Regions from separate parts of the Mus musculus genome. Here region 2 is linked to region 1. Evidence: chromatin loops called from intact Hi-C (ENCODE). Cell type or tissue: gastrocnemius. All regions are shown on one strand.

Region 1 (4,000 bases):
GTTCCAAGCATTGATGAAGTTTAAAGAGTTAGCTGCTGAAGTAACCTTTCCAGAAACAATACAGAAAGTTTATTAGAATTTGATTAAAATGACAACATTTATTCTCTTTTGTTATTACTTATGTCAGGAAAGAGTAACTCCAACAGATTCTCAGAACGGCCCTACGTTTGAAGAGACAGAAGAAAAAGAAAGCCAGGAATTTAACATTGTGTTTCATGCATACACGAGAGACAGGCGGGTAACCAACAGATCTCCACAGTGTAACTTTGGATGTCAGTTTACACAGACACTTCAAAGAGCAGCATGTGAGTCAGCATTCTCTAGAGGAACAGATCAAGAGAGTGAAGGTTTATACTGAAGAAGGCATATGTCCTTGGCTTGCACCATATGGGCTAGGCAGTCTAGCAATGGCTGTCTGCACATGGAAGAGGCCGAGAATCCGGCACCAGCTGCTTGTCTTGGCAGTCACAATCTGGTGTCACAGGCCTGGATGGAGGATTCCTGGAATGCCACTGGTCTTTAGGTCACTTTGAAAGACTGAGGAGATTTTGCGTGACATTGAGGGATGACAACCACAGTGACGGAGTAGACACACTCAAATGCAGGAAGTGAGGCATGTAACACTGATTCTCCACAGCCATCCTGATATTTAGGCTGCCACTGAAGGGGGCTATCTACTCTGGGGGAACAATGCCTCCTTCAATCAGTCCTTCCTAAAGACTCCCTCACAGACCTACCAGAGGCATGACCCTTATTGATACCAGATCCACTTAAGATATCATTCAAGCCCAGCCATCTAAAGTATTAAGTTCATAGAGAAGTGGGGAGACAAAAGGAAGGACAAGTCTCTGGCAACTTGGGGGAAGGTGGGCACTTGCCAGAAAAGGGCCGAGGTACAGCCTCCTGATTCAGCTTCATGGAGATGTCCCAGGGGAAGCTACTTCTATATGGCTGGCGTCTTCAAAACCATTCAGTCAATGTAGGCACTGTATTTTCCTCCATTCTGACCTGTTCTCCTCCCTGAGTGTGAACAGCCCATAGTTTCCTGAGCCTTAGTGGATTACAACAACAACATCATTCATTTGTCACCCTGGCATTAAACGGTCATATGTATGTTAGTATAATAACACAACAAACACGTGCACACACAAGCACACACACTGGCATTAAATGATCATATGAATGCTTGCACAGCCCTTGCGGGTGTGTGAGTGTGCGCATACACACACACACACACACAGAGTTAAGTGTCTCTGCTTCTTAAACTATATTCACATTAGCTGCTATTAAACTCTGTGCCAAAGTACCCAAGAGAAACAATTTAGAAGAGGAAAGATGTACTTCATTCATGGTTTAAAAGAGGTCAGCCCATGCTCGCCTGGCCCAGTGTGTTTCAGCAGAGCCTCGTGGCTGTGGAAGTGTGTGGCAGCAGACCAGTTTACTGACAGACCAGGAAGCATAGGCACGTAAGGGAGAACTACAGATGGTACCCATGAGGACCCATCCCCACCCATGTACTTCCTTCGTCAGGTCCCACCTCCAAGGTTGCGGCACCAGTGCGGGGCCACATATTTAAAACATGGCATGCTGGAGGACATTTCAAATTCAAACTGTATCAGTAACAGGATCACAGTTTTTAAGATGAGGGAGGTAACACTTCTAAACAATAAGATTAAATGAGAGTATTACATCTTCTGGCTAGAGTGTGCTATTGTAGTAGCACAATGAACAACCTGGAGTATGCTCTTAGGATACTCCTTCATAATTCACATGGCACATGCTCTCAGAAGCATACTCCCTTTTTGGTTTACCCAACAGGTGTTTAGTGAGTAGTTTCCACCCACGTGCTAACCAGGGTCGGGGACACTGCTCATGTTCAAGTGCATAGCTATAGAGTATAGAGCTCCTGGTGTACGCAGGGCATTGCTCTTAGTGAGGAGGATACAGAGGTGAATGTGACATGACCTTTTCCATAAAGTAGGGAAGTTAAAACCGCACACAAGAACATTTTAAGGGAATACTCTGTCCCTGTGGGACAGATGCCAAGGAGGCCTTGGACTGTTTTCAGGAGCCAGGAAAACAATGAGATGCTTGCTTTGTTCAGTTCCTGACAACATCTGCCATGAAGAAGGATTTGCTCCTGCATCAGTTCCACATTCCCTCAGGTGGGAGGGGAGTGCATTCCTTTAGAGGTGTGGAAGGAGAAGTTTGCAGGCATTTAGGGGTACTGCACATTGGATTCCTTTGACTCTTTTAAGCATGCCCTGACTGTGAACCTACTGCATGCTCAGCACCATGCTGGACAACAGGAGTGAGCATGGTGGAATCTATGCCCATGGAAGTCACCTTTCTGTGTGACTTAGTGGTGTGAGAGGCCAAAACTCCTGGGGAGGAGACCTGGCCTGGGAGTGGGTCTTGGCAGGGTAATGAGTGCATTTCATCATTGTTTGCACTGGTAAAATGATCCTTTGGCTTCCAACTCAAGCAGCATCTCTTTCTTAAGCCCACCTTATCTAGAGAAACTCCTAGAAAGTCTGCATTCCTTCCATGCCTGCCTGAACTTAATTTAAATAGAAATGACATTGGGTTTATAGTAAGATGAGCTTGTCCAAAATGTGCAAAGTAAGCCACCCTGCTTCCTGCCACATTGGTCTCCCCTTTAGGTGTTAGTTACCAGATCTGTATCAATTCTTTTCTGTTGCTATCAGAAAACCCCAGGAGCAAGGCAACCTTTAAAAGAAGAGTTTATTCTGGTTTATGATTGCAGAGGGATAGAGTCCATGATGGCAGGGGCCACAGGCAGCACGCACACCATCTGGATTAGCAAGCTGAGAGCTCACATGTTGAGCTACAAGCACAAAGCAGAGAAAGAGAACTGGAAATGGTCCCAGGCTTCAAATCCCCCAAGCCTCCCTCCAGTGACAAACTTCCTCCAATGAAGCCTTACTGCCTAAACATCCCCCAAACAGCACCACCAACTGGAGACAAGGTGCTCAAATTCTGGAGTCTACGTGGAGTCTCATTCAAACCACAATGACTAGGTCAAGTCAGCCTATGAAAAGCCAGGATCGAGACTTCCCTTTGGAACTACTAGGGAAGCTTCACCCAGTATTAAGTATCCATCACACTGAATGGTGCAAATACCTCACTGGATACGATGCAGGCTTCAAAGGAACAGGTCAGATTTACTCTAACATCGTGAGATTATTCACCACAAAAACCTATCAGCACAAATAATATGAATTTGTTTTCTCATGACCCTGTTGGCATCTAGTCTATCATAGATGAGGCATTGCATAGTGGATAAGCCTTTACATGCTAGAGAACATTTTGTTTGAGTAAAGTACCTGTTTCTCTACTTAACTAACTAGGTAGATTTAGGTGGTGTGTTTAAGTTCCATGCTAACACTAATTCTCAGTGGCTATATTTGGTGTGCCCAGCCATGTGAAAACAATCACTCAGGATACATTATTAGTGCTGGGGAAAGTGCATATATCACATCTTAGTTTCTGGGCAGGGTTGACAGCTTTCCTCTACTGTGTTCCTCCAAAGTGTTTCATGTAAGGGGCAATTAAAACCTGGGAATGGAAGATGAGTCGTGGCTACAGTTTTAGCATTACTTCTAAATATGCACCTTCTTTGCTTGTAGGGAGCACAACACATCCCTGATGTGATTTAGGGCAAATGTGGTTCTTAGCGGATCTGTGTCTTCTGTTCTCCACAGAGAGTCAGCAAGAATGCTGGTGCTATGGTTGTATAGACAGCTGTTACATTGTGTACCTCTAATATGGGAACCGTTTACTGCCACTGTTATAACAGAACACCAGAGACTGATTACCAGAAATGATAGATGCTTTAAAGCAGAACTATTATACCCAAATTTATAGTTCCAAGGTATGGAATCAGGAAGCCACCACCAATGACTGTAGGTGTTCTATATACACAGTAGAGTACTATTTAGCCATAAAGGAGAATGAAATTAAATACTTTTAACAGATA
Region 2 (4,000 bases), 61 kb before region 1:
CTACGTTTCAGTATAGATCTCAATGTAAGCTTCAGGACATATCTTAACCCTAAAACATGCCCACTTCTGTGTCCACTGTCCTCCGCCACCCAGAACAAGGTCAGGGGCTGCCTTAGTCCCACGGGGCTGGAGTGCAGCTTTGCTTCTGAGGAACCGATTCATCTGTATATGGAGGCCACGAAGTCCCATCTACAGCCAATGAACTGGAGACATGAAAGCCAGTGGTACAGCCCATGCCGTGTCAAGCCCTGAGATCAAAGGGAGACTGATAACCAACACAAGGGTAGAAGCCTATGTCCCTATCAGTAGTCAGGACACAAAGGTACATAGTCTCCTTTCAACCACTTTTGTTTTATTCTATTCTGGGTTCCTAGAAGATTGACAGCTGCTCACCAAGAGATACAGAGATAATAGTGTCTAACCTGGGCACCCTAACAACCTGACAACCAGGTTTTTGGGAGCAGATTCAGAAAGATCAGGATGTTTCCCAGTATATTCCCACAGTCAGCACTGTTGTGCTGACACACATAGAGCAGCCAGTTCGACTGCTCAGATCCAACCAGGCTGAGTTGTCTCCTCCAGAAAGACTTAACACACCTCTGAGCAGATACGGACTTTAGTAGTTGGAGTCAAAACAAAAAGATATTCATGAAGAAGAGGTGTCGCAGTCCCCTGCCTTGGAGATGACTTCTGACCTGCCAGTCACCAGCTGTGTGCTGCTGAGAAAGCCACTTAATGTCTCTAGGCTTTGGTTAGCTCATCTGCAAAGAGGAAGTGGGTTTCATAAGTGACATACTGAAATGCTGAATGCCTGCAGGCTGCCGGCTGCTTGTCCATTGCTCACCATTGGAGCACATAGGATTGCCAAGGAGCCTGAAAACTGTATCTCTCGCTGTATATTTCTCTACCAAATGGCATATTTAAATTTTTTATTAATTAACTAATTAGGTATTTTGAGTCAAGATCCCACCACGTAGCCCAGCCCTCAGACTTGTAATTCTCTTACCTCAGCCTTCTAAATGCTGCCTTCAATTCTTTTTAAGTGAATGAAGGAGTGAAGTGGCTGCTGTAGTTAGATGTAGAGTCACATCTAATCTTCCCTGGGAGCCTCAAAGCTCCTGGCTCCTGCAGGGAGCCTTCACCAATGAGCCTTTTCCCGCCATTGTCCCTCAGCCCCTCCTCCCTGCCAGTTGAGCTGTAAGATTGCTAGTGCAGTCTGCTCCATGGCTCCATCGCTGTGGTGAATTACCTTGTTCTTGCTCTGTTTGTCAGCAGGAAGGATTTATGGGGGGAGAGAATTCTTCCTGGAGACTTTCATCTTGTGTGTGTGCACAGGCTCACCCCCAGCCCTCCTCCCAGACCCCATCTATCAGCTGCCCTAAGTACATATATATTATCCCACCTGCGCCCTCTGATGCCTTTTCTTCCTCTCTTGCTTCCTTTGAGCCAAACACGGGTAGAGGTTAATGGAGAAGATGTGTAACCTGGTTGGCTTTGGCAGCAGAAATCTCCAAGACGCTTTAGGAATGTGCCTTCTTCGTATTCATGGGTGTCCGGAGCTGAAATATGGTCCCACGGAGCCCAGGAAATAGGCCCCATCCTCTTTCCCTGATAGAATTGAGCCATCTTTTTCCTAGTTGCTGCCTGCCACCCGTGCTGGAAGGTTAATCTCTTCCTCCTCTCAACTAGTGCATTTATCATAGGGAAGTGGTCTGTGGTGCAAAATATTGATCAAAGGCCTGCCAGGTCCTCTGCTGGGTTGAAATTGAGTGTTGCAGTCAATCAGTTGCCTGGCGTTTGGTGGTGTGGAGAGCACTGTGACCTGCAGTGTGGCAAGACTGATGGATGGAGCTGAGGGACTAGAGACTGGGGGTGGGGTGGGACGGGGATCTCTCTGACCATCTCTTTTGGTTGGCTCACAAAACAGGTGTGGTCACTGTTGCTGGGCAGGATTGGGAATCGCAGGAGGGTGATCTTTCCAGCCTCAATGTCTTCATGGACACACACACACACACACACACACACACACACACACACACTGAACACTATAGGGGAAGCGTGTCAAACACTAAATTTGCAAAGCCAGTCAGAAAAAAAAAATGGGATTACTACTTACGTTATAATTGGCAATTAGAATATTCAATTTAATTGCGATGGCAGAAGGAACTCTAAGACATTCTTATTTGTGGCAATACCGATGCCTCTTTGCTAAAGCTATGGTGAATAATTTACTCTAGACTCCTGCCAGGAATTTCCCTCCTCCCTCCATCCCTGCATTCTTTCCTCTCTCACCCTATTTCTCCTTTTGTGTGGGGCAGGGTGCATGTGTTTGTGCGTCCCAGTGTGTAGAGGCCAGCAGTGTCTTCCAGCACAGTCCACTTTGTTTCTGAGACACGAATCTCTTGCTAAGGTTTCAGTGAGACAGACTGGGATTCATCCAGGGCTGGAGCTTCAGGCACACACAACTGTATCCAGAGTGCTGCCAGGCACTTTGTTGGGTGCTGGAAGTAAAGAGAAGTTTTGAGGACATTGCATCTCCCCATGGTGTTCCAGTTTGTCATTCTTGTGAGCAGTGACTGTCTATGGGATGTTTCCTTATACCTTTCCATGACTCACACTGAGACAACAGAGAACGTACATGCACTCTGCTTAAGAGGAACAGCATAGCCAGGTGGGCTTCAGGGAGGGGGGTGGCATTTGAACAGTGGCTTGAGACGGGGCTAAAAGCACATCAAGAAAGACAATGTAGAGTGATGGTGAAAGCATTCATGCAGAACGAACCCTTGCGCAAAGGAGCCTGACAGTCATTTCTTATGGCTGGCTTAACAACCACCAGCCCAGAGAGGCAAGGGGAGCCATGTCTTTAGCCATGTGACAAGCTTTTCATGTGAGAAGCTAAGGCCATTATTACAAGAAGTAAACAAGATCATGTAAGCAAAGGGTTTGCCATCATGCTTGGCATGAAGTATGTACTTGAATGATAATCAGCCCCTATAGTAACTGGGATAATTGAGTGTAAGCAACAGAGGGCCATCTGTATCAGTCAGAGTCTTACATGGACACTGAATTTCAGGATAGGTGAAGGAAATAAATACCAGCGTGTGAAGTGGCAATATAGGGAACCCACGAGGAACACAGAGTGCAGCATCCTGAGGCAGGGCAAGATCGGGGGAGTGTTACTCCAGCAAGCCTGGATGGCACAAGAGGAGGGAGCTGTTGTCATATCCAAAGAGGGTGCTGATTGAGTAACATTGGTGCAGCCCACCCTTCATAACACCATAGTCAGGGCCAAGAAAAGAATCCTGGTTTCCCTTTCCTCTCTCCCTCTTGTCTCCACCAGTACTCACTGTTGTCTATAGGCACAGGGAATCTGAAGACCCGGGAGACAGAGCCACTGCAGTAGATAATATGAAATAATGCATGAGAATTCCTATCAGAAAAATACTTAGTACATTCATTAAATGTTAGTTGATATAATTTTTATTATCATTAATGGCACCATCATCATCATCATTGTCATAATCTTCGCCACCACAACTATCTGCACAGAGTCTATTCAGGTGGATGAAACCTTTTGCTTGTGAGTTTTAGAAGGAGGATCCTTCTACATTCCTAGAAGCTCGCCTCAGCTATGCTGAGAGTGGTTCTCAGGTACATGCTCCCGGCCTCTAGTCACAGGAGAGGAACACGCCAACTTGTCTTACATATCTCATTCCTTTCCTTTCCTTTCCTTTCCTTTCCTTTCCTTTCCTTTCCTTTCCTTTCCTTCCCTTCCCTTCCCTTCCCTTCCCTTGCCCTTGCCCTTGCCCTTGCCCTTGCCCTTGCCCTTGCCCTTGCCCTTGCCCTTGCCCTTGCCCTTGCCCTTCCCTTCCCTTCCCTTCCCTTCCCTTCCCTTCCCTTCCCTTCCCTTCCCTTCCCTTCCCTTCCCTTCCCCTCCCCTCCCTTGCCCTTCCCTTGCCCTTCCCTTCCCTTCTCTTCCCTTCCCTTCCCTTCCCATTCC

What was found. Hi-C counts contacts between places; a loop is a spot of excess contacts. Peaks named below come from ENCODE experiments on the same cell type or tissue, not always from the same donor. Only the 100,000 strongest peaks of a DNase experiment are listed, where the experiment ranks them.
Region 2: a loop joins it to region 1, with 5 times the contacts of the local background. A loop is called at or near these places in 1 of 42 quality-filtered maps.

Annotation. Positions count from the first base shown.
Region 1 is chr7:124,851,628-124,855,627 of GRCm38, reverse strand. No RefSeq gene overlaps it. Among named protein-coding and RNA genes, the nearest start is that of 3100003L05Rik, 140 kb to the right of the region's middle. In gastrocnemius, no CTCF peak of the experiment used is centred here; DNase peaks (open chromatin) are centred at 442 and 2,050.
Region 2 is chr7:124,912,542-124,916,541 of GRCm38, reverse strand. No RefSeq gene overlaps it. Among named protein-coding and RNA genes, the nearest start is that of 3100003L05Rik, 210 kb to the right of the region's middle. In gastrocnemius, no CTCF peak of the experiment used is centred here; no DNase peak of the experiment used is centred here.